Linked DNA regions of Mus musculus: all the other regions are linked to region 1. A link is a loop called in an ENCODE intact Hi-C map of the cell type or tissue named here. Cell type or tissue: heart. All regions are shown on one strand. Links, peaks and the distances in the headings refer to the core of each region. The heading gives the core; the rest is flanking DNA.

Region 1 (5,024 bases), core at 738-4,737:
CTGCTGGGATGAGGCCTGGCTGTTAGGTTCCCACATACCCTGCTCCATTCGATCCCCTCAGCAGTGCACTGAGACAATTTCTGCCTCTCTCTCTACTTTACCAAAGGGGGAACTGAGGCTCAGCGGTTCTCAGGTTTGCTCAAGACCACTTCCCAAGTCGATTGGAGAGATTTCACACCCCCAAGCTCTTTGGGATTTGAGTAAGCCTGAGTTCTGACTGAGCCTCAGCTAACCCTGTCCTCTCTAATCTCGGGCTGCTCTGTGCTCTAGATTGGCCTTTTGACCTGCTTTTAATCAGTTCTGAAGCCAAGGGAACTGGCCCAAAGTGGCCTCACATATGGGTCACATGGCCTGTGGAGAAGGACAATGTCATATTAGAGCGGCTCTTTATGCTCAGAGAGCAGAAGTAAGTACACTTTAATCCATGCATTCAGTGTATGAATGTGACAGCCAAGGCTCATATCTACACCCTGCTGTTTTAAACATTTAGGATGACAACTGAGAGCCTAGGTTTATTAGCCTGCCAAATATCCCGCAGGCGCACAGCACAGGTGCCTGTCTGAATTATCTTCTCTGTAATTGGCTGTGACCATGACCAGTCGTTGTTAAACTTGAGTGTATCTGCTTATCTTGGAGCAAACCCACTTCCTGGTGCTTTCATTTCCTGTCATATTTAATTTGCTTCTTAGTACAGTAGCTGGGCTTGTTAGATGTGGTCCAGTGGAAGTTTCTGAAAGGCTGGAGAGATGTACAACCTGTCCCTCAGATCATGGATGGTTTTAAAATGTCAGGACACAATTTGGTGACCCCAGAGAATTGGGGTCCCAATGTCAGATGACGCAAAATCAGGAAATGCTCTGGCCGTTTACTCTTCTGATACTGCATTGACAAGACAGCTAAGTTTGGAAGAGAGATGGGTGGCCAAGAGCTAAAGGCATTACTAAGATGAAAACCTGCCTTTTGTAATACTAACCAGTGTTCATTTTCTTCTCATTGCCTTTTCTGTGTCCCTCGAGGAGCTATGCTTGCAGGAGTGTGTGTGTGTGTGTGTGTGTGTGTGTGTGTGTGTGTTTATTTTCTGTAAGGAAGTCATGAGCTTCCCAGGTTGGAATTGCAAGTTAATCTGTGGAGCCCAGCATCTGGAGAGGACGGGGTAAGATGGCACTGGGCTGTGTGTGGAGGGAGTTTGGGAGTGAGGAGCCTGGAGCCTGCAGCCTGCTTAGAGCAGAGCCATCAGGTAGTCTGGGCATGTCAGAGAATCCAGGGACTGAATACCGAATCCTGGTGTGATGGTTTGTATATCCTTGGACCAGGTAGTGGCACCATCTGGAGGTGTGGCCTTGTTGGAATAGGTGTGACCTGGTTGGAATGGGTGTGTCATTGTGGTTGTAGGCATAAGATCCTCACCCTAGTTGCCTGGAAGTCAATCTTCCACTAGCAGCCTTTGAATGAAGACATAGAACTCTCAGCTCTGCCTGCGCCATGCCTGCCTGGATACTGCCATTCTCCCACCTTGAAGATAATGGACTGAACCTCTGAACCTGTAAGCCAGCCCCAATTAAATGTTGTTTTTTATAAGACTTGCCTTGGTCATGGTGTCTGTTCACAGCAGTAAAACCCTAACTAAGACACCTGGGAAAAGTCCGAGCAGGTATAGAACCCCAGGCAGGAACCTCAGGGCATGCATGCACACACATATACACACACACTCACACATATACACACATGTGTGAATATATATATGCATGTCATGCACAGCTGTATTACACACATAGTACGACTTTACTCCTCTGTTGTCACTAGGAATGCAATAAGATTTGGGCTTCAGAAAGAAACAAGACAAACAAACAAATGAAACTAACAACCCCCACCCCCAACCTCACTTAACTGTGTAAGGGAACAAATGAGGAGATAAATTCTGGAAAAACTGTGCTAAGAGACACGGACACATCCTGACTAGGGAAGGGAGTGGCAAGTGTGGTAAGCTCAGGGTTTCCACAGGCCACTGTGATGCAACATGTTCTGGGCTGACCTTCCTGTCTCCTTGTCTCAGGACCTTTGTGAAAGCAAACTGCCCCTGGAACCCACACCTTGACTTGATCTTTGCACTCAATCAATTGCACACAGGAGACTCCTGGCTAGTGATGGAGCTCAGTGATCGAGCATGTGCCTAGCATGTGCAAGCCTGGTGATGGAGCTCAGTGATCGAGCATGTGCCAAGCATGTGCGAGCCTGGAGATCCACCCCTCGACACAAGGAAGAAACCAAAACAACAACAATTAGAATCAAGAAGCAGAGAGACTCCCTAAGACCCAGTATTGCTCCATGGAGGAAGCAAATCTAAAGACTTGAAAAGCCCAGATTCATAAAAGCCAAGTATTTTAATCTCTCTGACTTGCTTCTCTTTAAAACCTTAACAGTAAAGCGCTTAGCTATGGAAGGGTAATCTTTGCCAGCTTAAAAGTTACAGGAATCCAAACAGAAAGTAGATTCCTCTATATTTTCAGGGATCAAAGCTGAGAATCTGAAGGATCCTTCCCTGTACACACGCAGGATATTTTACTTCTGAATGTGTCTGCTCCATCTTCAACCACTTGCACGGCTTGTCCTTTATTTCCTCAATCTTAAATGACACTTTCCAGTTGTCAGTCACAGTGTATTTCCAGTTTAAGATAAAAACAAGAGGCTGCCTTCCCCTCTGAAGTTTCACCGGACATTGTTTCAATTTTTGAGGAGAAGGTTAAGGAACCTTTGTGTGTATGCGCTGCAGCAGCGGCCTGAGACCAGCAGGTGGAGGACTTCGTCCTTTGAACACGCCACATCATGCACACAGGGTTTCAGCATGGATGTGGCTGTAACTTTAATCGCAGCTTTTTTTTTTTTTTTTCTTTGTTCTGGATATTCACACCCACAAAAATGACCCATAATCAGAAGAAGAGAACCAAAACTTTCCTGTTTTTTATTTACTCTACTCAGAGCATACAGTAGATGGCATGTTTCTTCTCTCAAAATCTTAGATCTAAATATATTGAAATCTAAAGAAATAATTTATTCTAATGCCGGGCATTGGGGGAAAATTAAATAAATAAAAATCGGAATTCAATATGTTATGCTAGATTTAGGAAATGCTCAGAGTTTGATGTCTAACCTGTCTGAACACATTTGGGAGCTGGTCAGACTGGCCAGATGTCTATGAGATCTGGGGAGTTCTGGGGAAAGACATCAGGACCCACTCATTGCTGGGATTAAGAGCTGTGGGTGGCTGTGGAGGGTTCAAAAGTTTCTCTGGTGAGAACTCACCCTCAGGGCTGGAGTCTAATGATTAGCCTGACCACAAGAAGGTCTTAGTTGTCAGGGGAGCACTAATTTCAGACTGAGGCAGTTTTCTTGATTCTGTTCCCTGGTCAGCTGCCTAGAAGCCAGTGTGTGCCCTGGGGCTGTGGCGGGCAGCCAGTAAACACGGAGAAACCTTTCCCACGGAGCGTTATAATAAATACTCGGACCCCACCAGCGCTGTTCTACGTTCTGTCGAGAACACGGGAATCGGCCGCTTATAACATCTCCCGTACAGTTTCAGGGAAGAGCCAGGCAAAACTGTGGGGCCAGGGGCTAGGCACTACAGCAGAGTGGGGCTTATGGGGACACCTTCTGGAGATTCCTGGAAATGCAGCACGTTGTTAGCCAAGCTTGGAAGTTTGTCAGAAGTGGGAGCAAGAATTGGTGATATTTGTGCTGGATATTAATCGGGTATTCTCAGCTTTGCACTCATGAGGACTTAATATACATTATATATATCTAATACATAGTATATCATGTGTCAAATACCACATATGTTATCATCTAGGTTCTTGGTATTTCATTTAATAGATGGGTCAAAATAAATGATGTATAATTATTCGTAAATTCTCTTTTGGGAGGTAATTTATATCACAGAGTATGTCTTCAGACAGATGGTGTAAAATGTTAGGTCTGTGTCACAGTGAGTATAGGTTAACTGTTAACTAATGTCCCCTCTGCATCTTCTTCTAGTCACTGTCTCTTCTACAGACCATTGCTACCCCAGTCTCCAGTACTACAAACGATTTTTTTTTCAGAAACAGGGTCTTCTACTCCAGGATGGCCTGTAACTCATCGCAATCCCCGTGCTTCTGCCTCCTGAGTGTCACAGGCACAAGGCACGGAACGTAGCATAAATGACTTTATGTCCATTTTTTGGTTTTGTCTTTTTGTTTTGTGTAAATGGACTCTCATAGTATGTCTCTGTCCTTCTGACTTAATGCATTCAGTATTGTGTGCACAACTTTTGTTTCTCTGTTAAATTCATATGCTCTTGTTTTGTTTTTGTTTTTTTGTTTTTTTGTTTGTTTGTTTTTTCTTTTTTGGTTTTTCGAGACAGGGTTTCTCTGTGTAGCCCTGGCTGTCCTGGAACTTACTCTGTAGACCAGGCCTCGAACTCAGAAATCCGCCTGCCTCTGCCTCCCAACATATGCTCTTGTTTTATTGTATAGTTGTCTAATGCATAAGTGTTGTACAGTTTTACTGTTGTTAGACACCTGAGTTGTCTGATGGTTAGTTTTAACTGTTAACTTGATGCCAAGGAAGCAGGCTTCCAGGCACGCCTGTGAGGGACTGTCTAGAGCAGTGGTTCTCAGCCTGTGGGTCAAGACCCCTTGGGGGGGGCACGTATCAGATATTTACATTACAATTCATAACAGTAGTAACATTACAGTTATGAAGTAGCAATAAAATAGGTTTATGATTGGGGGGGATCACCACAATATAAGGAACCATATTAAAGGATTGCAGCATTAGGAACTTGAGAACCACTGTTCAAGATTAGGGTTGGCCTTTGAAAATGTTGGCAAGAGATTACCTTGACTAAGGTAACTGATGTGAGAAGACCCATCTTTATTATGGGCACTACTGTTCCTGGGCTGTATACAGAGGAGAGGGCTTGCTGAGCTCTAACAAGCATTAGAGTAACCGGCCTGGAAGAAATGCAGGTATTCTAGAGGGACAGTTTC
Region 2 (5,024 bases), core at 417-4,416, 110 kb after region 1:
ACCAGGACAGAGTCTAGCTGTGGGCAATGCAGCAATACTGTATTAGCTTGTTAGGGAAAAATAAATTAAGAAATAATGTTAGGTGCTTTTCTAAAAAAATGAGTATTAAAATCTATCATTCCCCATTCAACTTTTCCAGGCCATTTAGTCACTCTGATATTGACTGAACAAATTGAAATGGATTTATTTTTCTGGAAAAAAATGTGCCAAAATCCAGTCATGGTCTTCTAGCCATTTATTCCATTTCTCATTATTTTTAAGCAGATATAAAACTTTCAACCATAATGTCTACCCACAATTTGCATTATCGGGCTTAACAAACAGCTTGACATTTCAACTGTACATGGAGCTTAGCAGAGATTTGAAGGTTCCTTTTGGTCTTTGTGGACAGAGGGGGGCTTTTCTTCATGAACACACATGTTGTGTTTCATACCATTCCAATTAACATGTAGCAGTACGGTCTTTGCCCAGGCAGGGCCATTCATTTCTTCGATACTCTGTAGAGAAATTCCACTCTAGACCAACTATGTCCTGACTACAGTCACGAGTTTGGATGAAGAATCACACTATGAAGAAATCATGTCTGAGAACTATTGTTTTTAATTTTCAAAATTAAAGTGGTGTAAAGATAATTTCTCCTTTGACAATGCTGGGCAGCCCACCCACCGACGCCACCCCCCCCAAATGGTATACTTGAAAAGTAAAGTTGACTTAAAGCACATCTCTGCAAAGTGGTCTCCTTCCTTCTAAGCAGCATAAACATGTTATTAAAAAGAGCTCTTTCAGTGGATGCTCACAGTCATCTATTGGATGGAACACAGGGTCCCCAATGAAGGAGCTAGAGAAAGTACCCAAGGAGCTGAAGGGGTCTGCAACCCTATAGGTGGAACAACAATATGAACTAACCAGTACCCCCCCCCCCCCAGAACTCGTGTCTCTAGCTGCATATGTAGTAGAAGATTGCCTAGTCGGCCAACATTGGGAGGAGAGGCTCTTGGTCTTGCGAACATTATATGCCCCCAGTACAGGGGAATGCCAGGGCCAGGAAGCAGGAGTGAGTGGGTGGGTAGGGGAGCAGGGCAGCAGGAGAGGGGTGGGTATAGGGGACTTTCGGGATAACATTTGAAATGTAAATGAAGAAAATATCTAATAATAAAAAAGAGCTCTTTCCTCACAAAGCTTATCTTGTTTTGTACGTGTGGGGGAAGGAGCAATAGATAAGTACAAAGCCAGCATAATTAGCATGTGCATGTTATCATGGTGATAAATACTACTGAGAAAAATAAAACGGGGAACAAAGGACTGTCTGAAGCATGTGGTCATCAAATGGTCATTGCAGTCTCCATCTGGGCTTAACACGTCTGAACAAAGTTAATGAGATAAGGGAGGGTTGCCCTGTCTAGGCACTGGGGAAGAGAATCTCGGGAAAGAACACACAAATGTAAAGGCTTAGGCCAAGGGAAGGTCCCGGGGGTTGGCTGAGGAACAGCAAGAAACACAGAAGCAGAGAGTCAGGGTCAATCAGCGGAAGAGGACAAGAGGAACACGTCAAGTAGGCTTTGCTAGAATGTTCTAAGAATGGTCTGAGAATCACACGAAGCCATCAGAGTAGAGGAGTCCCAAGACAACATGTCAATAGCATTCTTTCTCGGTAGCCCGGGGAGAGACCCTATCAAAGGGGACCCAAAAGGGAATTCTGCTAACAGGTGTCTCAAAGTTTGTACACGCAGCTACTGAAAGGGAAAAGGTTTGAACCCTGGTGGAATAAAGGTTTGGAGAGAAGGATGGTTTTAGTACGCGACCGCTCAGAAAACTCTGGTCCTTCTGCTTCAGCCTTAGGTCCCCACCCTCGAGGGTTAAGGCCTAGACTGTATGCCATAGGACCACAGGAGTTCTGGGCACCCAGACCTGCTTCTCTTTCAGCAGAGTCAGGTCCAGCTCAGAGCCAACTCATCAGTATTCCAGCCACGGAGTCTCTCCCCGCCCCCGCTGTGCATCAGGGCTTCTGTCTCCTTTGCTGAGATAGCCCCCTGAGGTCTACCCAACCCCACTGCCCCGACCTGCCCTAGTCTCCCAAGCCCTCAGCCCACCCTGTAGAGGCGCATGCCCGGAGGCCTCTGCCACCCGCGAGCCTCCGTCAAACCAAGTAGGCTTTGCCCTATGGTGGTGGCGACCATAGATAGGCTGCAGACTAAAGAGGGGGCATCTTAGGCCCAGCTCACAGGCAGAATGCATGGGAAGGGAGACCCGTGCTAAGGTATTCCTACAACCACTCTCTGGAGACCTTCAACTTCCCTGCGTCGCCTCAAACGTCCCCTGAGCCTCCTGCAATGCACCAGATCTCAAGGCAGACGCCGAAGGCACTTGCACTGCGCCCCCACTGGGATGCGCTGTCACCCTAGGAGGGACCGAGTGCTGCAAATCTGGAGGACCCTAGGGCGCGGGGAGTCAGGGGTGGGTTGCATAGGACTCACCTTGTGCAATTTCCACATAGCCCCCAAAGCCTTGACTTCGTGGCTGGAGTGTTTGCCCTCCTCTAGGCACTGGTAGCACACGGGCATCTTGCATTGCACGCAGTACATGCTGTGGTTCTCCAGCTCGTGGTCTGTGCAGGTGGAGACCTTGCGCGGGCTCAGCCGCCGGCTGACGCGGCCCTGGGCCGGGGGCACCAGACGGTGTTTGGCTAGGGGACCCCGGGGCGGGTGGCAGCGCAGACGGCAAGGGTCGCAGTAGAAGACATCGCACTGTTCACACATGACCGTGGCTTCCTTGGGCGCCTTCTCGCAGAGCTGGCACTTGAGGGCCGCGGCTTTGCTCTGTTGGTAGCGGTCGATGACCCCTTCCAGGACGCGGTTCTTGGGGAAACCGCGGAGCCCCCGGTCATCCAGAATGAGGCTGCGGTGGCACTGGGGGCAGGTGATGCAGGAATTGCGGGGCACAGGGGCCAAAGCCGGTGACAGGTGGGTGGGCGGTGGCGGCATAGCAGGGGGGAAAACGCGGACGCCGTTGGGCGACTTCTGGCACGGGGTAGTGGGGGCGCTGGCGAAACCTCCGTAGGAGCCATAGCCGCTGTCCGCCTCGCTGTACAGGCTCATCTTGTCCAGGTCCAGATAATCATAGTCAGAAACCCCAGAGCCCGAGGCCCGGCGGCTCTGGGGGGACTCGGACTCCGGGGTCTGCACCAGGATGTTGCGGGCGCACGCCTGACATAAATTGTGAGAGCAGGGCAAGATGATGGGCTCCCGATAGAAGGAGCCACACACAGGGCATTTTAACTCTTCTTCCATCTCTTCCATGGGGACCTGGCTGGAAGCGAGGCAGCAGCGGCTGCGGCGGAGGGGGCCTGACCTGGCGAAGCAGCCGATGGGCCTGTGGTGGCCAGCACCTTGGCCAGCGGCGGCGGTGGTGGCGCCTTCCCCGGTCGCCTAGGCGCCGACTCCCCAGGATGCGCTCTCTCTGTGAGCCACCGAGCCTCCGCGCTGCGCGCCAGCCCGGGTCCGCCCCCTTCCCACTGCTAGCCCCGCCCCGCCAGGGAGCGGAGGCTCATCGGACGGTGGCCGTGAGAGCTGCTTTCTTATTGGCCTCCCGCCTTGTCCGTCTCCTCTCCTCTGCAGGTCGCTGAGGGCTCTATGAGTCGGAGCTGGAGCCCCGGCATCGCCTGCTGGCTGCTGCGGGATTTTAGGAGGGGGCTGGCGCAAGCCGAGAAGAAGTGGGGCGGGATGATTCATCCTTTCCTACCCCCCTCCACGCTTCCTTCTGAGCTCGGGTGCAGTCACCCCGGAGCAGGGGGCGTGAGAACCCCTCCCGGTCGCGAGTGGGCTGCTGCTGCCTGTCGCCAGCGCTTGGCGCTTGCCTTCCAGCTTTGGTCTGCATGCCGACCCACCCCTTCTCCTTCCGCTGCTGGCGTAGAGCCAGCACCTCCCCCGAGCCTTCCTGGAGCCTTTTGGGCTTTTCTCCAACCCTCAGAAGCAGCTGGAGCGCCCGCATCTCTGGTGTTTAGGGAAGATGGTGGTGTGCCATGGCTGCAGTGTCCCCTTTCTGCATCCCTGGTAGCTTTTTCCCTACCCGAGGCAAAGGCTCAGCATTCCCCCAAAAGCTGTGCCACCATCGCTACATGCTTTAAATGTGCGGAGGCCCTACGCCTTGGAGCAAAGGTACCTCTCACCCTCCCCAACCTCCCGAAGCTCCATCCCCCAGTTTTCGAGAGGCCCCAGGAAGGTTAGTTGAGTTGAGTCAGGCAGTGTTTGTGTATTTCTGAGTGTTTATCGGTTGTTAACTAGCTATGTGAACGAATCGCTATGGTACTGAAGATTCCAAACAATATTATCCAATGTCACATGCCCTTAGCATCTACCATAAATTCCAGAAGAGGGGTGGGATATTATTTCTGCTTCTGTAAGATAACGAGGGATCCAGTGATAGCCCTTATATTCTAACCGATTTCTCTTTCCCCCAAACGGTGCTAGAGATAATAAGTCCTGCCTCTTGCCTGTATAACCCTTGAAATGATGACAATGATAGAATCTTTGAATAAAGATATCAGCCTGCTACTCAATGGGGGAGAATCTTTGAATCTAGTGACATTCCAAGGAAGTAATTTATCTTGGGAGCATACATAGTTAATTTTCCGAGTGATTCATGAAGCAAGTGACAAAAATGGTTTTCAAGTTCGTGGGATCTTCCAAATTTTCAATTTCCAGAAGATAACAATTATTCATAGCTTACTTTATAATTTAAAAGCACTTTTTTTTTTCCCAGAGAAAAGAAGTACTTTCTATAATCTTGATTTTGGAGAAATAGTACAAATAAATTGAATTATCTTGCAAATATATTTTTTAGCACAATGATTACAGTAGTTGATCATTGGTTGTGTGGGAGGAAAATTCACATTGTTATTTAAAACTATGTTAGTCACAGATCCTACAGGGTTTATTCCTAACCCACATTTTAATTAGTTGAGACCGGAGCTGCTAATGTTATATGCAGTCTGTTTATAGGCAAAGTGTTTCTTAAGATTTGATTGG
Region 3 (5,024 bases), core at 385-4,384, 200 kb after region 1:
CAAAACAAAACGATTTTATGGTGGGAGGGGTCACCACAGCATGAGGAACTGTATCAAAGGTCACAGTACTAGGAAGGTTGAGGGCCACTACTATAAAATGAAATCTGAAAACTTTTAACTTCAGGATAATAAATATATGCTGAAGTCGCTAAGATCTATAGTAAGGGCAGGTCTTCTGGGGAAACTGCAAGGAAGAAAAGGGCAGCGCTAGTTTTATTATCCCAGCTGCAACTGTAAGAGCCGTGACTACAGTGTGCAATGAGTGCTGGATGGAGACAGAGTCAGTGTGTGTGTATGTGTGTGTGTGTGTGTGTGTGTGTGTGTGTGTGTGTGTGTGTGTAAATATTGGAAACACAGCATGTAAAGGGTTTGATGTTAGCTGTGCTTTCAGTAGCCTGGGATCCTTCAAGCAGATCTGTTGTGTATATGGAGAACTGAGTCATAGTTACTCTAAAGTAGTGGTCCCCAACCTATGGGCCGTGACCCCTTTGGGAGTCAAACGACCCTTTCAAGGGCTTGCATATCAGATATGCTGCATATCAGATATTTACATTACGATTCATAACAGCAGCATACAATTATGAAGTAGCAATGAAGATAATTTTATGGTTGTGGGTTGCCACAACATGAAGGACTGTATGAAAGGGCCGCAAGATTAGGAAGGTTGAGAACAACTGCTCTGAAGGCCCATAGTGTAGGGGTGAAATGTCCCAGGGCCATTTCTCAAAAATCCTGCAGTCTAGGGATCAAAAATCAATTCTGTATAAGAAAGACTTGCTGAGAGTAATTTCTATAAGACTACTACTACCACCGTGGGTGTGGCAAAGACACAGTCAGATTCTATGTCTTTTTGCTCCTGGCCGTGGATTAGGACATAGCTTGCACATAACTGAGTGGAAGCTAGTGAAATGAGGGCAGAATGACAAGGCCCAATCCCAGGCTTGTCATGCCAGGGTGCCAGGGGATCTGTTATATCCTTATAGTTCTTATTTGCCAACTGAGTGCAGAGGATCCCACACAGAAGCTGAGGTCCTAGCAGATGAAGAGGTCCCCTGACTGATGTCACTGAAGACTGTCCTCCAGGCCAGAACACCTTCTGCAGACCTCATAAAGCAAAGCGAATGGTTGGGTGAAGCTGCTGTCATCTTACTTGCCTGAATAATGGGGACAAGGATACACTATGTGAGCAAACAAAAACAAACACAAAAATAAAAACAAGTCAGGTATGGTAGCACACTCTTGAAACCCCAACCCTTGGGAGGCAGAGGCAGCAGACCTTGGTGAGTTCTAGGCAGCCTGATCTACACAGTGAGTTCCAGGACAGCAGGACTACATAGTGAGACACTGTTTAGAAGACAAGAACAACAAAAACACCACAAATGCACACATAAAACGAAACAGAACAAAAAAACCCTCCTCTTCTTTTGGTTCTTTTGCTAAAACTGTACCCATTCTGTTAAAATGGAACTGCCATTTCTGATGGAGAGGTGACGGCTCTTGACACTTATTAGGTAATCAAAGCACAGCTATTTCTCAGCAGGAAAACAAAGGGCTTAGGAGATACATAGAAAAGGAGAAAGGGTCTGAGAAGTTTACACATCTCTTTTGTCCGAGGAAGAGCAAGAGGAAACATAAGAGTAAGTAAACTTAAGAAACCAGTAAACCAACCAATGAGCCAGAGAACCAGCCTAAGACAGTGCCTGAGTCATGTAGTACTATAAAAACCTGCACGAATTAGAACCTCTTACATGTATGTATGGAACCCAAGACCTTGTATGCTAAGTTTAAACATTAATTAAACAACAATATGTAAAGCCAGATACATATGCACACGAAAGAAAACATTCTAGATCACCTTGCCTCACATTTATAAAATAGTCCCAGCCCACATTGCTTTCAAAAATCTCTCCCCTCCCCCCCATATATCGCAGTTATTAATTGCTATGTAGGAAATAAAGAGAAACGCCCTTTATTATCATGAATGCCTTCTGTCAGCTGGATGTCTTCTTAGTGTATGATATGGTTATTTGAAGACAAGCACCTTGGACTTAGAAATATGTTTTCTAAACAGTTCTGGTATTTTATTTTACACATTTAAATTGAGATCGACAAAATTCTCTCCCATCACACTGTTGCATGGGATTTTAAATGTAGGGATTAGAGAGGCATCATGGGAAAATTGGCTTTGGTTGAATAATTATCTATTTAGAAATATCAGTGCAATGGAAATGAGTGTTAGGAGAATGGTTAAATGTGGTTAGAAAGATGAGAGGACAGGCTGGCTTACTTATATGGCCGCAAGTCCTTTATAAACTCTCCATTCCATAGAATGCCAAGTATCAAACTCATTAATTTTTCATTGGCACTGAAAATATTATATCAGATCTGAAGCTAATATATGCCTGACACCAAACCATGACAAGGTGATACTCCCTTTTGAAAATAAAATGTGCCCCATGTCTGGACCTACAGAGATGGATCACTCATGACTCAGAGTCCAACAGCTCTGATCTGGATCCAGTCCCTATTTACTGATGCCCTGGGCATGTTGCACATCCTCTTCAGAGCTCAGTCTCCTCTTCTGGATAATGGAGATTGCCTATCGAGCTACTGTGTGGAATAATCACCCCGAGGCGTTGGCCCCTCTTAGTCTGCACTGTGTACCTAACAGACTTAACATAAACCTCTGTGCTCTGGCTGTTGTTATTCATATCGTAACTATGGTACAGACAGGAGACTCTCTGCTCATACCAGGGTCACTACTGAAATGACAAGTGCGTCTATGACATCTGTAATGTGATTTTAAAATCCGTTTAAAACCCTTCCTTAATGAAGCCCTTAAAACTAAGTGCAATAAGAAGGCCATCCTCTGCCCCCTAGTGGCTCCACATAATTAGCCAAGACAACAAGCAAAACGTTACAGTTATTATAAACAAAGGAATATTGTGTAGGTTTTTTGGAAAGAAACAATGTATTCATGATAAGATTCCTTAATTCCAGACACTGAACCACGATTACAACTTTTCTTTCTGGTATCCTATTGGTCCCATTCCATGGTTGTATTTAAATGTTGTCACCATCTCCAGAGTGATGAGGGATCTTTACAGCTTACAGGCCACATCTAACTAAGTTCCTTAGCTTCTTCACAGTAGGAAGTGAAATATCAACGCAGGATTATATTCTCTAAGTTTTCAAAATACAAATAGAAAAGATACTGATTTTTTTTTTAAACGTATGACTCCAGCAAGGGCTGAAGCAAGTTTATTTTTTCCCATGCTGCCTTTATACCATACAAAGTACATGCAGAAAGTAGGGTCAGTTCTAGGCCAAGGAACAAACAAAGCATAAACAAAAGTCCTGTGATCACTGAAGATACTGATTTTTTTTTAATAAGCAGAGTGTTCGTGAACCTCTCTTTATCTCTTAACCTTGGGGGTGGGGCAAGCCTGTGCTTATTATTCTTTAAAGTAAATATGTATTCCTAAAAGAATGATAGAATAGGTCACCAGAGAATCAAGAACAGTGTTTAGACAGAGAAGACAAGGCAGATAGATGTGTTGGGATTCTCCAGAACCTCTCTCTCTCTCTCTCTCTCTCTCTCTCTCTCTCTCTCTCTGTGTGTGTGTGTGTGTGTGTGTGTGTGTGTGGCAGTGGGGCGTGTATGTGTGAGAGAGAGCAGGGAGGATCGAGAGAAAGAGGAGAGGAGAGAGACAGATTGATTGAGATTTGCTGTAGAGAGCTGGCTGTCAGCCATGGAGACTGGCACGTCCCAGCAGGGTAAAAGGGTGCTTGGCAAGCTAAGGAGAGTGAAGAGACTAGGTTAGCTTCATTCCCAGTCAAAGCCTGAGATGCCAGAGATCTGACAACACAACTCCAGTGTGAGATTGGCAGGTGTGAGCCCCGGGAAAGCTGGTGCTTCCATTCACATCCAAGGCAGGAAAGAGTCTGTGGTCTACTTCGAAGGTTATTGGCAGGAAGATTTCTATCCTCTTCAGCCCCTTTTGTTCTATCTAGGCCATCAGGATGAGGCCACGAGACGTGGAGGGCAGTGTTCTTTACCCAGTCACTTAAGGGTTAATCTCAAGAAAGACGACTTTCAAAGTCTTATCAAAGTGCTCAGGGATGGAGCACTTGCCTCCCTCACATAAGGTGCTGGGTTCAATCTCCAGTGCACTAAACATGAAGTTAATCCCATTGAAGACACCTGTAGTATCTACCCATGGATCTGGATACCCATCAAGTTGGCTAAATAGTCCATTGTCGTATCATATGGTGTGTGGTGTCAGGTTCTGGATCGTTCTAGTAGCCCACTGTGATTGGGCAGTGAGGTAAGGGAGGTCAATAGGAAGGCGGCGATTCCCACAAGCTTTGAGTGTATGTCTGGATGTCCATCTGTGGAACCCCTAAAGGTCTCTACAAAGAAAATGAAATTATGACAGTTGAAAATCCCAATGTGGACTTAAGCTACCACTCATTACATACCTTCTCAGCACCTGTATTAGTCAGCCTTCTCCAGAGGGACAAAATGTAGAGAATGAATCCCTCTTTCCGTGTGTGTGTGTGTGTGTGTGTGTGTGTGTAAATTTACTAGAATGACTTACAGCTGTGATCCAGCTAATCAAATAATGGCCAGCTGTAAACAGAAAGTCCAGTCAATTTTATCACTAAAGTCATTGTTGCCCTTCACTGTATTCTGAGATGCTAGAAGCTGGTTAAATTTGTCGTGAAGAGCATCTCTGGTCTTTGTCAAGTTATCCAAAGATGCTAAGAGCAACCAACCAGCACCATCATTTTCCTTATTTTTCCTCAAACAGCCAAAAGTTTCACACACAGGGTCACCAAATCCATTGCTGCACTGCCTGCCCCTCGCAGTTGCTGAATTAGCATGCTCAAATGCATTTGTCTCCTTAAGTTTGTAATAGAGGCCACACCATGGGCTTTCAGCACTCTCTGAGCTCCCAGGAGAGGCTTCAGTAACTGTATCTATTAGCAAACTAAAAGGCTATTCTAGGTACTGAAAAGAT
Region 4 (5,024 bases), core at 548-4,547, 270 kb before region 1:
ATTTAGCTGTCGTGACCTTGAGTTAAACTTAACTTAGCCCTTGACTAGCACTGGCTTGGTGAGGGGCATATGTGAACCACAATCATTTGGTTATATGTCATTCCCTTTAAGTATCAGATTACTTCAGACTGTAATTGACCTATACTTCTGCACTAAGCTGCAGCATGAGCCAGTGGTCAGCCTCTGACGTAGCTGCCTGTGGGCCAGCTGCTGGCTCTGCTGGTCTAGTTAGCTTCAGCTGAGGGAGTCAGGACCACCATGGCATGGTGGTCAAATAACTAAGGACAGGAAAGACAGTGGGAATATATAAGAAAGAAAGACAGTAACTTACTACTGTCCCAGAGTCTCTTCAGTTACTTAGTGAGAAGTTAGGGAAATTAAAGGAGCCCATACAACTTTATGTTTTAAGCTTTTGACCATTGTGATCTAGAGGTAGCTGACAGTATGCAGTGTGAGGAGCACACCTGTCTGTACTCTGTAATAGAAGGGTAACTAATGAGTTGTGTGCTTTGAGGACTCAAGCTGAAATAACACTGCCTCCCAAACTACTCACTCTCTTGTCAGCGCTCATGCACACAAGGCTAAAGATGGGTTACCTGTGTAAACCTCAACACCTTCCTAGAACACACTGCTAAAACTTATCTGAAATGCAGAATTGGGTTCTTTAAAATATTCTGATAAAATACGGAATCTAAACTTAAAAATCTTCAGGAGTATTTTTTCTTAATGCTTATAATTGATATTGCAAATGAAGTTGAAAATTATGAATTAAGCAAGATATAACATTTTCCTTTTAAAATTCCCTTTGCTACAGGGAAGCACAAATGAGGTAAGCTAACATTTTTTAATTAACAGATATATTATTTGTAAATATGATATTCCTATTTTATAACTGACTAGGTATTAAAGGATATTTTAGAGCATAATCTTAGAAAATATTCTCTAAAATGTAAATTTGGCCGGGCGGTGGTGGCGCACGCCTTTGATCCCAGCACTTGGGAGGCAGGCGGATTTCTGAGTTCGAGGCCAGCCTGGTCTACAAAGTGAGTTCCAGGACAGCCAGGGCTATACAGAGAAACCCTGTCTCGAAAAATAAAAAAATAAAAATAAAATGTAAATTTGTATGAACTTTTAACATATTCCAAATATTATGTAGGACTTAATTTGAACAAAAGTGTCATTAAAGGGTGTTTGATTTTAGTTCTGTGTAGACAAGGTTCATGTTTTCAGCTCAATGTTGTAGTATTTAGTTTCCCCATATTGGTCAAATAGTGGACAAGCAGAAACACAGGAGCAAAGGTTTGGTTGGCTTAGTATGAGAAGAGACCGTGGCAGCGGCCGGCAGGGAGCAGGGAAAGATGGATGCTTGCGCTCAGCACGTTTGCTCCTTTTATTCAGTCTGAGGCCACAGCCCATGGGATAAGTAGTCTTCCCCACACTCGGGGTGGATGTTCTTGACCTAGTTGATCTTTCTGGAAACATCTGTATAATCATACCTAGAGGTGCTTCCATAGTGACTCTAAATCCCGTAAGGCTGACGGTGAAGACCGACCGTCACAGGTATCCCCTGCAGTTCTGCAGTGAAACCAAGCAGGAGTACAATCTGAGTAGATTCCATCAAAGACGTGATTTAGTAAACTAACTTCACTAGAAGAACAAATCAAACTTCAGCTTGTACATAAACCTTGGGCAGGGGAACTTAATACCTGAAGAGAACTGGAATTAAGCTCTGTACACTAGGAGCAGCAGCATGCCAGAACTAGGGTGACACCGTGCTGTACTGACCACGTTTACATATCTGAACATGGCACTAACCATATTTAGTGTTAGGAAAACAGCTATAGGGGCTGGAGAGATGACACAGTGGGTAACAGCATTGGCTCATCTTCCAGAGGTCCTGAGTTCAATTCCCAGCACCCACATGGCAGCTCACAACTGTCTGTAACTGTAGTCCTGTGGGATTCAATGCCGCCTTCTGCTGTGCAGGCATACATGCAGACAAAGCATCCATATATGAAGTACACGAATGAATAAATCCTCTTTAGGGAAACACCTATGCAGAATCACAGAAGGTTTTTGAGAATAGCTAAGTAGATAATAAGCTTTTACCCAGTTCTTCAAAATATTCAAAACTACACACTCCAGAATACATGAGTCGGAATTGGGTGTTCAGTATGTGACAGAGGGATAACTCTTCTACACTAGCTGAGGGGAGAAACAAAGATACTTAGGAGTACCCAAAAATGTGAAATATGTAAATATGTGAATGCATGCTGTAGTGGCACGTGTCTGTAATCCCAGTACTCAGGAGGTGGAGGAAGCAGGATCATAAATTTGAAGCTAACCTGGATCACACAGTGAAACTTGTAAGAAAGGCCCTAAAATTCTTTGGATTCAAACACCTTTAAAGTAATACGAGGGATAATCAGGAGGTCACGTCAGTGGTGAAAGGCTTTTTGAGGTGGTGGCTCTGAATGAGTCTGCGCAGTCAGAACCGAGTAGTGGAGACACTGCCGGGGAGCACACGAAATAAGAGAGCCCAGCTGGGCACGGAGAGGGAGCCTTTAGCTGACCTAGCACACCCGTAACATAGAAAAGTAGCCAGTTCTGGAAGATACATTACAGCAGGAGGTTACAGATCTATGCTGTCTAAAACTGGCAGTACTTCACGGTGAGATGCCCACATATCCGTCTGGGACATGGAAAGCTGCTGGGCTGGGCTATATTCTAGGAGATGTTTAAGATAAAGGAGGTTCGGTCAGAGAGTAAAACCTTGATAAGCTTAACCACCAGCACAGGCCGTGGGCCTGAAACTGTTCTACATTTTAAGATAGTAGGAACTGCTGTTTGTTTTACATGTGTGTGAGTATTCAGCTGCACGTCAAGTCTGTGTACCATGTACATGCAGACCCAGTGGAGGCCAGAAGAGGGCATCAGATCCCTTGGGGTTGGGATTACTGGTTACAGTTAGGAACCATCACGTGGGTGTTAGGAATTGAATCCAACTCCTCTGAAGAGCAGCCAGTGCTCAAACCAGCTAGGCCATCTCTTCAGCCCCCACCAGTCAGTGTTTGAGAGAGTGATGATATAAAGATGTATCAATTTGGGACTGAGAAGAGGGCTCAGTGGGTAAATCACTTGCCACCCAAGGCTGAGGACCTGAGTTCAGATCTACTCAAATGCCAGGTGGATGTGGTGGCCCATCCATAATCCCTCTGCTTAGAAGACATGCGATTCTTGGGGCAAGCTTGGTGGCTAGACTAGCCAAACTGGTGAGAGACTCTGCCTCATATATAATGTGGAGAGCATTAAAGGAAGATGCCCAACAACCTCTGGCCTCCACATACACCCACACACACAAACACATGCATGCACACCGTATACAAAAATGTATTTGAAAAGTATGACTTCAGCATGCTGAATTTTATATAGTACTATAAGCTAAAAAGGAAATGAGACCTGTGTGTCTTCTAACCCTGGTTCTTATATTCTAGGCGTTATACAAGCTTTACAGTGCAGCAGCAACCCACAGACACCTGTGTCACCAAGCTTTCCCTGCACCCAAGTCAGAGCCTACTCAACAACCGGAAAAGAAGAAAATTTAATCTAAAAACATGCAGGTGCATGACCGTTTGTCAGCTAACTATCAAAGCTTTTGTTTCCATGCAAACATGCAAAGTGCTTCCTTTAGAGTGAAACCCAAACACCCGACCGAGGACTCGGACAGTTTACTTCTTTACTCCAGTGTTTAATGAGCAGATGTATGTATGCATGGTTATTTGTCAATGTGCAGTTTCCTCATTTCTGTCTTTAAATATGCTATTATCATTTCAGGTATTTGTAAATTTGAGGATAGATTTGTTCTGCTTGACTTTTCTAAGTTCTACTACTGGGTTATAATTAAATATTGTGTAGTATTACTCTGGGTTTGGATATGCTCATTTGATTTCTATAGAAAATTTAAGTTATTTTACATAGCTATTTGTTAAAGCACAGTATAACTTGGCAGGCTTGATTTTAATCTATATAATATTATACATACCACAGGCTCTTACCTTGAAACATATTTGAGAGCTTAAAAGTTGCTTTACCAAAAACTATACATTGTTTCTTTTATATCTTTATGAATATAGAATGTAAATCTCTTGATCAAAAATGCACAAAAATTGTTTTGTACATGTGTTTGAGTTTCACTGCACTGTATATTTTTTCATTTGGTACACCACAAATGTATTCTTCATAGGTTTATTCTTTTAATATGTGAACTATTAAACTTTACTGTTTCCTAACATTAAACCAAATGCTCACTGGCTCTAGAACTACTTGGGAGGTCTGGTGTGGCATGAAAGGTCTATTCTGCCTCAGTTCAAGGTGCATTTTCTTTCTGATACCATTTCAAGACAAGACTGGGTGCTCAAGGTGGTGTGAGCATACACTATTTCTGATCCCACTTCAAACTTAAATATACATCTTAAATACAAGCTAATTGTATTAGGTACTTTCCAGTTCTTTGATTTTAAAAAAAGTTTATTTACTCCTTAGACAAGATTTTACTATGCAGCTCAAGCTGTCTTTCAACTTGTGATGGCCCTGCCCACCTCCCAAATTAGAAACATGTTGCTACCTGTAGCATCCTTCCAGTTCATGTAAACCAGGGAGTCTATATTTCTTTTTGTGTGTTGGGGAGGGGGGTGTGTGCAGTGGGGGCGGTGGTGGTTCAAGACAGGGTTTCTCCGTGTAGCCCTGGTTGTCCTGGAACTTGCTCTGTAAACCAGGCTGGCCTCGAACTCACAGAAATCCACCTGCCTCTGCCTCCCAAGTGCTGGGATTAAAGGTATGTACTACCACCACCACCTGGCTATAATATATTTCTAATAACTGAAATCTTTAGTGGAATTTTGTTAACGAAACTAAACCCTTTAGAGGAAAATAAATCAGAGGAGAGACTAGTAATGGAAGAATGGTAATGCCTCATCTACCCGGGAGCCCAAGCAGACATTTTTAACTGTCTCAGAAATGGTGAA
Region 5 (5,024 bases), core at 433-4,432, 500 kb before region 1:
AGAATTTGATTTTTTAATGGTGTCTGAGCATTAACTTGCATGTCTTAATTATCTTTTTTTTAAAGATTTATTTTTTTATACACGTGAGTACACTATCACTGTCTTCAGACATAGCAGAAGAGGGCATCAGATCCCATTACAGATGGTTGTGAGCCACCATGTGGTTGCTGGGAATTGAACTCAGGACCTCTAGAAGAACAGTTAGTGCTCTTAATCGCTGAGCCATCTCTCTAGCCCGTCTTAATTATCTTTAAGAGTCTACAAGTTAATTTTTATAAGATTAGCAAATATATAAGTAGTTAGACATATATCACCAAGTGAATTTGTGTTAATCTTAATATACCTGTATAAGATTAGAAATTTATCATAACACAAAAATCTATCCTAACCCAAGATATTTTAGAGGCCTGTTTTGGTCCCTGTAATCTACAAAGGCAATGCAATGATAAACAGAGGCCCCAGTAAAACTAGGGAGGATTGCTGCATTAGTTGATTTATGCCATGTGGTCATCTTAATCAAGATGGTGGTAAAGATACATTGTATATACCTCTCTTTTAACCTTCATAAAGATGGCTGTTTGAGTTCTTGTCTGTGACCCTGTAGCTTCTGTCTCTTCTGGAAGTCCTGCTGCTTCCTTAGATCCTCCTGGGTCTTATATGACACTTCCTCTCTTCTTGGACTCATCTCATTAAAGCCTAGGTATCTTACTGCAAATGGCAGTCCCCTGTTGAGGCCAGCCAGTGGCTCACATGTCAGGGTTCGAGCCTGGAAGGCACCTTGGAATCTGGAAGAAAAGAGGGAATCTAGGCAATGAGAGAAAGAATGGAGCTAAGTCAAGACTTTCTGATCAAAGCTCAATTTTAATATTGGGGAACACGCCTTATGAAGAAGGGGGGGCCCATTCCTGCCGAATCATCTTTGGAGTCCAGCTGCAGGTGACCACGTGTAGGCTACAGAACAGCTAGGCAGCAGGTAGTAGCAGTGGCTGTGGCAGAACAATAGGGTGATCCAGGGAGGCAGGCTCCACCCCAGGCGATCTCCTAGTGACAAGTCAAGCCTGCTCAGCCTGCTTCAGGCTGTGGGGGAAGGTTACAGTCCCCAATATAGCTTAATGGCCCCAAAGTGGCACACTTGGTTTCCGAATTCTCTCACATGTAACAACTTCTGCCACTGCACAAAATAAGATCCCCAAGACTTTTATGTCTAAACCTTCTGTGCTCTACACCCAAAAGCCTCTTATCCTTAAGCCTTTTCTACTTTCCACTTTTGAAAATCTCATATCTCTATGTACTTGTAACATGTGAAAGCTCACTGCACTTCTTTTCATGCGGCCTTTACTTACTATTCTATGAGGAGGGGGCACATTCCATTCTTGATTCTAGCTTCATTATATTTCTAGCAAAACAACTAAAAACCCTCTTCTTTTTTTTTAAAGATTTATTTATTGATTATATGTAAGTACACTGTAGCTGTCTTCAGATACTCCAGAAGAGGGAGTCAGATCTCATTACGGATTGTTGTGAGCCACCATGTGGTTGCTGGGATTTGAACTCTGGACCTTCGGAAGAGCAGTCGAGTGCTCTTACCCACTGAGCCATCTCACCAGCCCTAAAAACCCTCTTCTTAAACTTTCTATCAACTATTCTAATTTTCTAAAATTATTTGAATCAAATGAGGAATTGTATAAAATCATTAATTCATCCAAACAGCATTATTTCATGAAAGTTCCATCTTCATGTTGATCTGCAGGAAATTTTGCACATTATGGTAGGATAATCCCCAGGAGTCAATCATAACAGACCATAGGCAGAAAGGGTCTTTCTTCGCCCAGTCATACCAGATTAGAAAAGCAGGGAAGCCGGGCATGGTGGCGCACGCCTTTAATCCCAGCACTCGGGAGGCAGAGGCAGGTGGATTTCTGAGTTCGAGGCCAGCCTGGTCTACAAAGTGAGTTCCAGGACAGCCAGGGCTATACAGAGAAACCCTGTCTCTGTCTCTCTCTCTCTCTCTGTGTGTGTGTGTGTGTGTGTGTGTGTGTGTGTGTGTGTGTGTGTGTGTGTAGAGATCTGGCCTTTAATTAATTCACAAATATAATTGCAAATGTTAGAAACACTGTTATAAACTTAGTATTTCTTCTGATAGTAAACAAGTGTGTTTTCTTTTATAATTTAAATTTCTAAATTACTTATTGTATATAGCATATAGAGACAACTATTTTCTAGTTTTCTGATTTAACTTGAGTTATATTCACTAACTCACCACTAGAGGTCTCCTCTTTCCATGTAGAAAGCATTCCTACTGGCCACACTGCTTGTTTTCAAGCAGGAAGTAGTTCTCCGATGTCATAACGGTAGCAAAGCTGAAGTTAAGAAAGAAAAAACCTTCCAAATTTTTAAAACTTTATTTCTAGATATAAATGTATTTTTAAATTTTAACTCAATTTAGGGAAAACATTTAATGTCTTTGGAATAGCTAAAATAAGTCTGGCCCTGCCTTTATCTAAGTTCGATTAGAAAAACGAATGAAACCAACAAAGTATTGAGTTTTCAAAGACTTTGTATTTCACCTGCTTAGTAACAGCTTCTCTGGCTTGGCCTTTCCACCCCAGTTAAGGCAGTCACTGAAGGCTACTAACCAACAGATACTGTAAACTTCTGCATTATGTTGGCAAAGAAAATAAGTGGTTTTAGCTTGTTTAGCTCTGCCTGCTCCTACCCTCCATGCCTGTTCCCCTCCCTCTTAACCTTCCTGATTGAGAACTCTGTGGGCTGGCAAGATGGCTCAACGGATAAGGGCACTGACTGCTTCTTCCAAAGTTCCTCAGTTCAAATCCCAGCAACTACATGGTGGCTCACAACCACCTGTAATCTTTGGGCCTGATTGAGTGGAATAATAAATAAATGTTTGGGCCTGAGCGATCGGGGCCCACTGGAGTGAGCAGAGGTCCTAAAACGTCAATTCCCAACAACCATATGAAGGCTCACAACCATCTGTACAGCTACAGTGTACTCACATACATAAAAGTAAATAAATAAATCTTAAAAAAAGAAAAAAGAAAGAGAGAGAAAACTCAGTTTGTGGTATAGAATCTCACAGTGTGGTTTTGAATGGTCTGGAACTCACTGTGTAGACCAGGCTGGCCTTGAACTCAGATCTTCTGCCTCTGCCTCCCAAGTGCTGGGACATGATGCTTGAAAACTTTTAAAGACTGTTTAAGACCTATCTCAAAAAAAAAAAAATCTGGTATGAAGCCTTCCCCTTTTTTAGGCTCTCATGCATAATCCATGCCTTAAGGAACCATATTAGATGTTTGTATTTTCATGTCATCTGTCTTCTCCATGAAACTATGGGTTGTAAGAGAACAGGGTGGGATCTTTCTTTGCACTTTCCTTGTTGCTGCTTTGCCTCATCATTGCTAGTTTGTACTCAGTACAGCACACATTCAGTGAGCATTTATGAATGGATGAATGATTGGATGGATGGACTGATGGATGGATGGATGGATGGATGGATGGGTGGGTGGATGGACGGATGGATGGATGATGGATGGATGGATGGATGGATGGGTGTGGCGTTTAAATGAGAGGTTGAGTAAGATTTTTCACAAACGAGGTCAGGGTGGAATGAATACAGGCACTAGCCTGAGTAGGGGATGAGAAAGCCCAGCTTTGTAAACAAAATTGGCAACACACAAGTTGTTCAAGATGGATATAGGTGGAGAGAGCTTGACAGAAATCCGGAAAGGCCAAGGCTGTGGGATGTAGCTGAGGTGGAGATTTGTGGTGATGAGGACAGCCCTGGAAGGAAGATGAAGATGAAGACTCGGGGGTGCCGTCGGTTGAGTAGTAGAGTGTTTGCCTAATATACTCAGCCCTCTGCCCAGTTCCCAGCACTGCCAAAGAGGGAGGGGTTGGGGAAAGACAGGAGGAAAGGGGAAACAAGAGAGGCCTGAGAAAGGTATTCCTGAGGTCTCATCCGTTGGTTCACTGCCCCAGCAACCCATGTCCTTGGCTTTAAAATGCTTCCCACTCCGGCACCTTTTAAACCTTCTCTCTCTTGTTCTACAATCATCCAGAGCCCTGACAGGTAGGAAAGAGTACTAGGTTCAAATGCAACACTGACACACATTAGTTTAGAGACATTGAGCAAGGTCCTTTAGGCACATGCATTTATTAATGCCCCACCTTGTTCCAGAAAGGATTTAGAGTGTCAGCATGTTACTTAATATCAAGGCTTTAGTTTCCCCATCACTGAATGAGAGGTTTCGTGTAGCTGACCTGAGTGCCTTCCAGCTCTAACACTTTGTGACTCTAATTCCAATGATTCTCTTGGTCATCTTCCCTTAGGAGTCCTACCAACACTTCATATTTAGAATTTGAAAAACAAAGGAAAAGAAACTGAGCCAATAGCAGTCTTGCTCTTGTGTGTGTGTGTGTGTGTGTGTGTGTGTGTGTGTGTGAGTGTGTGTGTGTGTGCCTGCCTCTGTCCATATCCTTTGTGCTCACACACGTGTGCTTGTATGTGGAGGCCAGGGTCAGTATGGAGTGTCTTCTCCAGTCACTTTCTGTTGTGTAGTATTCACCAGAAAAGACTACTCCGACATGGGTTTAGGCCAATAGAAAGTCTTTATTAGCCAGCCGGTGATTACACTGGGTGTTTGGGATCCCAGTGTTACCCTGAGCCTTTCTCAGAGTGAAATTTTCAGCACAAAACCCATGTTCTGAGTTGATGTGCTTCGGGTAAAAGGAGAGTTAGCCAGCAGCAGAACTACAGAAGCCAGAAAACAAGGTTAGCACATTTAGAGACTTTCCCAGAACTAAGGACTTTGATGGATTAGGTCTTTGTTTTTCTTTTGGCAGGTGATACTGTTTACATGTTGAATTTTATGGCCTGAATGGTACTTCCATCAAGGAGTCAGTTTTGCTAAGGGGCCCTGTTACATTTCCACCTTATTTTTCGAGGGTCTCACACTGATCCTGGAGCTCACCAATTAGGGTAGACTGGCTGGCCAGCAAGGGCTCCT
Region 6 (5,024 bases), core at 582-4,581, 680 kb after region 1:
AAGCTTTCTTTGTTCTTTAAAAATTGCAGTTAAGTTGTTCGAGTAGGTTCAGAAACCATTCCCCTCCTCGTTTGCAACGGCATCCCAAGGACCTAATTAGTGCAGGGCCTGGCATAGGAAAGGTGCCCAATTAATGCTGAAGTTAGCAACAAGTGGAAGTTCTGTAGCCACGTGCCAGGAAGCCAGGTGAGTAGGGTAGATCACAAACACGTCTCCCCCTCTCCACTCTTCCTATGATCCATCTCTCCATTCTGGTCTGCGCTCCCGCCTCTACTCTGACAGTTCTCGCCAGCCCTCCAGTTCTAAAGCTGGCTTCTATTGTGTCTTTACCCTGTAGAGGCTTGTCAATAGCACCTGTCCTAACCTCCAATTCTGACTCACTAACCCATTTATTTACTATTTTCTGATGGTTGGTCTCCTCTTACATCATCACAGTGTAGGCTCTGAGAAAGCTTGCTAATAGACGTACTAACCATAGTCTTCCAGGGGTGCAGACCAGAGCAGCGATACAGGCACCCGTCTGACCCCTCGTGGAAACCCTACTGGACCAGGTGTACATGCACCCCTATGCAGCTTCTGATCAGATATGTAGAACAGCAGACATATGGATTTAGATAAGTGACTATAATAACGTTTGGCTATGGTAGAAAACTTAGCCGTAGATGAACAAGAAGAGGAAGAGACTTGTATTCATCCTAAATTACACATTTTTTGTTTTGTTTTGTTTTGTTTTTCTGAGTGGGGCTGATCTTAGGATGGATTTTGCCTACTCGGTGTTAACTTTCCTCCAATTCCATCCTCGGAAGCTGCTGGTGCCCCAGGGTGGTCGTGCTGTGCATTGAGTTTTCCTCACCGATGGACAACAAGCAAGGATTATCTTGAGCAGAGAGCTGAAGCGCAGTACAAGATGGTTTTGCTCTGGGGAAGACAGAAGCACATCAGATCGGATGAAATAGGAAAGCAGCTCTCGGAAGTGATCAGAAGACGCTGAGCACTGAGGGTGGGTGGGGAGGGCGGACGGCTCCAGGTGGTCTTCGTTCTGCACCGGACAGTGAGAATTCTCTTTCATCCCGGCTAGGTGTTTATGTGACCAAATGCAATTGTATGTCTTCAAATGTTCCCGGAACCCCACATTCTGAGGTTTACAGGCCTGAGGGAAACCATAATTCCGTCTTGGGCAGGACCCCAGTCAAAGGCTCAGCTTAGAGACAGCCCTAGGTAGATGTCGCTCACAGCACTAACTGTTCAGGACTGGTGAACAAAACCAGAGGCAGCGATGGCATGGCGTACAGATTCCTGGTCCCACCCTGTGTTTCCAAACGGTGAGCAAAGCAAGGAATTGGCTCTTAGAGCATCTCCCTCACTTCCTTGGTTGGCAGATGAGCGATTCCCAAGCATGATATGTGGGAAAGGGGAACGGTTTTCTGGAGCTGTAATCAGATTGCAAGTAGCTTCTTTTGTTTCTGCTCACGTCGGTGACAAACAGGAAAGGAATCCTGCTGTCACTATTGGGTGTTAGGCAAGCCTGGGTGGGTCTAGATGAACTGCCCTGCGGGGCAGGGAGGACCTCAGTCAGAGCTGGGCTTTTCTGGGCCCTGCCTGTTCTGACTGCAGCCTGACCTCTGGTGGTCGAAGAGAGTAATGCACAAGAGCAGCTCCAGGGGTCAATGTATAAATGATAGGCTTGGAAACGCCCCCTGAACTTCATTCACAGCGGCCCTGGCCAAGCCTAGGACTAGCTAACGAGGTTGTATCAGCGAATAGATTCCATGGTCCTGTGTGGCCATCCTTTGGCCTGGTGACTCCTGGGTTGTGAAGGCAGAGGTCAGGATGGTGCCCTTGCAGTGAGCTCTTTCCAGTCAGGAGTCTGGAGAGGTAGATGGTGACTGTGTGTGGTTCATTTAGCCAGTTACCTAACACACCGCTGAAGGCCTTCTGTAAGTCCAGCACTAGGCTGGATGCTTGAAGGACAAAGTAAAGAAAGATATGTGAATGGCCCTCTACCCCGGAGTCAACTTCAGACCTGTGAGAAGCAGAGAAAGACACCAAACCCAAAGGCTGTCCTTGGCTTAGCGCTTTGATTTCCTGCTGGCTTCTCTCCACTACCAGTCACATTCACACAGAAGAAATTACTTAACACATGAAGCACTTCTGGGAGGGGAGTTCTTTTGGTTGGTTGGTTAGTTTTAGATTTTTGAGATCAGGTTTCTCCATGTAGCTCTGGCTGTCCTGGAACTCACTCTGTATACCAGACTGGCCTCAAACTCACAGAGACTGACCTGTGTCTGCCTCCCGAGTGCTGGGATTAAGGGCACTGCCCAGCTGAGGGAGGTCCTTTTATAGTCCTCATTTTCCAAAAGAGAAAGAGTCTCAGGGAAGATCAGACTGTTTGCCCAAGGCCACCTAGCCCCGGTCCCGGTCAGCCTTCCTTCAGTGCTCACACTGCGGTCCACACTGCCCTCTGGTGGTCACTAGAACCCTCTGAGTACCTCACCTCCAGTCTTTGTGCCTCTGTTCGGTTGCTTTGCATCTACTTCTCTCTCACTTTAAGGCTTATTTGTTTTTTATTTTATGGGTATGTTTTGCTTGCATGTGTGCAAATGTAACACATATCTTCAGTGCCCATGGAGGCCAGAAAAGGCCAAGGTCAGATCCTCGGAGCTGAAGTTAGAGAAAACTGTGAACCACCATGTGAGAACCAAACCCGGGTCTTCTGCGAGAGTACCCAGAGCTCCTTACCACGTCTCTCCCCCCTCTCACTTTAAAAGTCATCTCTAGCCGGGCATGGTGGCGCACGCCTTTAATCCCAGCACTCGGGAGGCAGAGGCAGGCGGATTTCTGAGTTCGAGGCCAACCTGGTCTACAGAGTGAGTTCCAGGACAGCCAGAGCTATACAGAGAAACCCTGTCTCGAAAAAAACAAAACAACAACAACAAAAAAAAAAAAACCAAAAGTCATCTCTACTCACTCGCCCATCTTGACGCTCTTTCTTCTGCCCTGCACGATGTTGCATGCGCACCTGCAGTCACCATTTACTGCTGCCCTGTCTCTTCCTACCATTTAGGACCACGCCCCTTCACCCGCGTTAAGACGCCCTTCAGTTCATGTCCTGAACTCACTTCCTCCTCTCAGTCCATGACAGAAGATCTCCTTTTTAAACCAACACACAATCAAAACACAGAAGCAGAAGAGACTCTCTGCCCTCTGTCCATCTGTCCATCCTCCCTTTAGCGTACAGTCCCAGAAGGTATCCATCCCAACCGTCTCTGCTTTCTCAACTCCATTTCCCGTTCACCTGCTACCCTCTGCCTCTGCAACCTCCTCATTACCAAACTCTTGAGGAGGTTTCCAGGCTACACTGTGATGGAACGCTGCCTGTTAGCGAATGCTTCCTCTTTGGGAGCTCTTGTCACTCGTTGCTATGACAACAAGCCCTTCTGTGCTCTTTCTACCTCGAAGGTCATCCCCCAGTCTCCCTTCTGGCTTCCACCAGCAGCATCTCTGGTCCCTTCCCAGGTCTGCTCCCAGACTGCCCTCCGTGACTTCCATCTCTTGACTTCAACCACTTCATGGTTTGAACTGCACCTATCCAGTGCCGTCTCCCAGTACAGAGGGAGCCTAGCCATACCACCCCCCAGCCCCCAGCCTTGGATACCTGCTAGTCACCTCTACCTCCCTGTATTTAGAGCACCTCAGATCATTATCACAACATTCACTTCTAAACTAACTCCGCCTGGGAGTCTCCCTATCAGCTTGTGAGGCCACGGTCTGGCCCCGTCCCTCACCCCCTTAAGCCAGAAATTTGGAGATAATTTGGAAATAACCTTTTTTTTTCAGTGTTGAGAACTAAAGACAGAGCCACTGGGCAACTGCTCTCTGTCTAAGCTTTGTCTCCTGCCCAGAAGTCATCCTTGATACTTGACAGTCGGCCATTTAGTAGACCCTCTTATGTGGGTCTCCCAGATGTTTCCAGGTATTTATTTCACCAGCATCCTGCTTCTAGCCACCATTGTCTTGTTCTTAAACTACTGCACTGTCATCCTAACCTGTCTCCACATGTACAGGGAGATGCATGGAAATCTGCCTCCCCATCTCAGAGGGATCTGTGTACATTTTTGAACTGCCTTTCCTGAAATCTCCAGGGCCTCTCCACTGCTTCCAGCGGGAGCTCCAGCCCTTTGGTGGCCTATGCAAAGTACCCTGAGATCTCGAAACTGTTTCTGGTACGAGCGTCTCCTTCACCCTCTGTGGCCAAGCTCTCCAGCAGCAAAGAAGTACTGTGGTCCCTGCAGGTGACTTACAGTTCCTCCACTCTCATCAGCATGCCTCTCTAAGGACAATTTTTTCCTCACCCTAGCCACACTCCTCTACCCATTCACACTTATCAGGATCAGCACAGACCTGCAAGCAGCCTGGTGAACAGAAAGTGCCTCAGTGGAGAGGCCCGTGTCTCACTGGGGGCTAAAATGGTCATTGACGGCACTGAGGTAGGGTCCAAAGGAGTTTTCCTTGGTTTCTTAACTACTACGGTTTCATCTGGAGGTATGGGTTCTGACTACCCCATTTCCAGATGTATATTTCCAACCATTTATTCTTGCATCTATACCACATTTTGCAGTTTCTTGGGAAAGATATCATCACCTAATGTAAGCACTGGGCCTGTGATTCCCTCATGCAATCCTAATAGTCTCCTGTTTGCAAAATGAGATTTACCAGCCACCCACTGCAGATACTCTAGGTTTCCTAACGTGCCTTATGCAAGTAGGGAGGACTTGAAAAGAAAATGAACACCCCCGCCAGCAGAGGGCAGCAGGGAGCCTGGGCGCTGAGGACTGGCAGAGTCAGGCTTGGGTGTGTCTGAGAAAGGATGCAGATTAAATTCCACTCCTATCTTGCCAGGACTGGTACAGCCACAGGAGATAGATGGTGTATGTGTATAGACATGCTGAAGCAGGGGACAGGGAGAGAAGTGTAAATGCATGCCTTTGATGGTGGGAGAGGAAGAAGGAATATATTCCAATCTG

What was found. Peaks named below come from ENCODE experiments on the same cell type or tissue, not always from the same donor. Only the 100,000 strongest peaks of a DNase experiment are listed, where the experiment ranks them.
Region 2: it touches region 1 in a loop (2.2-fold over the local background); 4 of 42 quality-filtered maps call a loop at or near these places.
Region 3: a loop joins it to region 1, with 7 times the contacts of the local background. A loop is called at or near these places in 26 of 42 quality-filtered maps.
Region 4: it touches region 1 in a loop (4-fold over the local background); 2 of 42 quality-filtered maps call a loop at or near these places.
Region 5: it touches region 1 in a loop (2.5-fold over the local background); 2 of 42 quality-filtered maps call a loop at or near these places.
Region 6: a loop joins it to region 1, with 3.0 times the contacts of the local background. A loop is called at or near these places in 14 of 42 quality-filtered maps.

What each region holds. Positions count from the first base shown.
Region 1 is chr12:70,231,779-70,236,802 of GRCm38, forward strand. F730035M05Rik (RIKEN cDNA F730035M05 gene) reads left to right here. Exons shown (of 5, transcript NR_045174.1): 2 at 271-406; 3 at 1,017-1,153; 4 at 1,393-1,543; 5 at 2,054-2,387. Among named protein-coding and RNA genes, the nearest start is that of Gm38467, 2.8 kb to the left of the region's middle. In heart, for the core only: CTCF peaks have their summits at 2,779 (motif pointing right) and 3,653; a DNase peak (open chromatin) is centred at 3,623; H3K4me3 peaks cover 511 bases; H3K27ac peaks cover 432 bases.
Region 2 is chr12:70,343,873-70,348,896 of GRCm38, forward strand. It overlaps Trim9 (tripartite motif-containing 9), which reads right to left and starts at 3,742. Exons shown (of 14, transcript NM_001286388.1): 1 at 2,475-3,742. The coding sequence starts at 3,296. In heart, for the core only: CTCF peaks have their summits at 2,373 and 3,500; a DNase peak (open chromatin) is centred at 3,579; H3K4me3 peaks cover 2,448 bases; H3K27ac peaks cover 1,042 bases; H3K27me3 peaks cover 2,288 bases.
Region 3 is chr12:70,427,860-70,432,883 of GRCm38, forward strand. No RefSeq gene overlaps it. Among named protein-coding and RNA genes, the nearest start is that of Tmx1, 23 kb to the right of the region's middle. In heart, for the core only: a CTCF peak has its summit at 2,880 (motif pointing left); no DNase peak of the experiment used is centred there.
Region 4 is chr12:69,959,734-69,964,757 of GRCm38, forward strand. It overlaps Atl1 (atlastin GTPase 1), which reads left to right. Exons shown (of 15, transcript NM_178628.5): 14 at 815-829; 15 at 3,495-4,352. The coding sequence ends at 3,605. It also overlaps the pseudogene Gm3086. Among named protein-coding and RNA genes, the nearest start is that of Gm52003, 10 kb to the right of the region's middle. In heart, for the core only: no CTCF peak of the experiment used is centred there; a DNase peak (open chromatin) is centred at 2,938.
Region 5 is chr12:69,731,418-69,736,441 of GRCm38, forward strand. The region is part of intron 1 of Dmac2l (distal membrane arm assembly complex 2 like); the gene reads left to right. Among named protein-coding and RNA genes, the nearest start is that of Dmac2l, 9.0 kb to the left of the region's middle. In heart, for the core only: a CTCF peak has its summit at 2,272; no DNase peak of the experiment used is centred there; H3K4me3 peaks cover 360 bases; H3K27ac peaks cover 452 bases.
Region 6 is chr12:70,908,790-70,913,813 of GRCm38, forward strand. It overlaps Gm32664 (a long non-coding RNA gene), which reads left to right. Exons shown (of 4, transcript XR_381658.4): 3 at 30-186; 4 at 807-991. It overlaps Gm46355 (a long non-coding RNA gene), which reads right to left and starts at 3,365. Exons shown (of 2, transcript XR_001780623.2): 1 at 2,969-3,365; 2 at 664-1,961. Gm10457 (a long non-coding RNA gene) reads left to right here and starts at 3,098. Exons shown (of 2, transcript XR_003950189.1): 1 at 3,098-3,973; 2 at 4,143-5,024. In heart, for the core only: a CTCF peak has its summit at 2,460 (motif pointing left); DNase peaks (open chromatin) are centred at 1,622 and 2,422.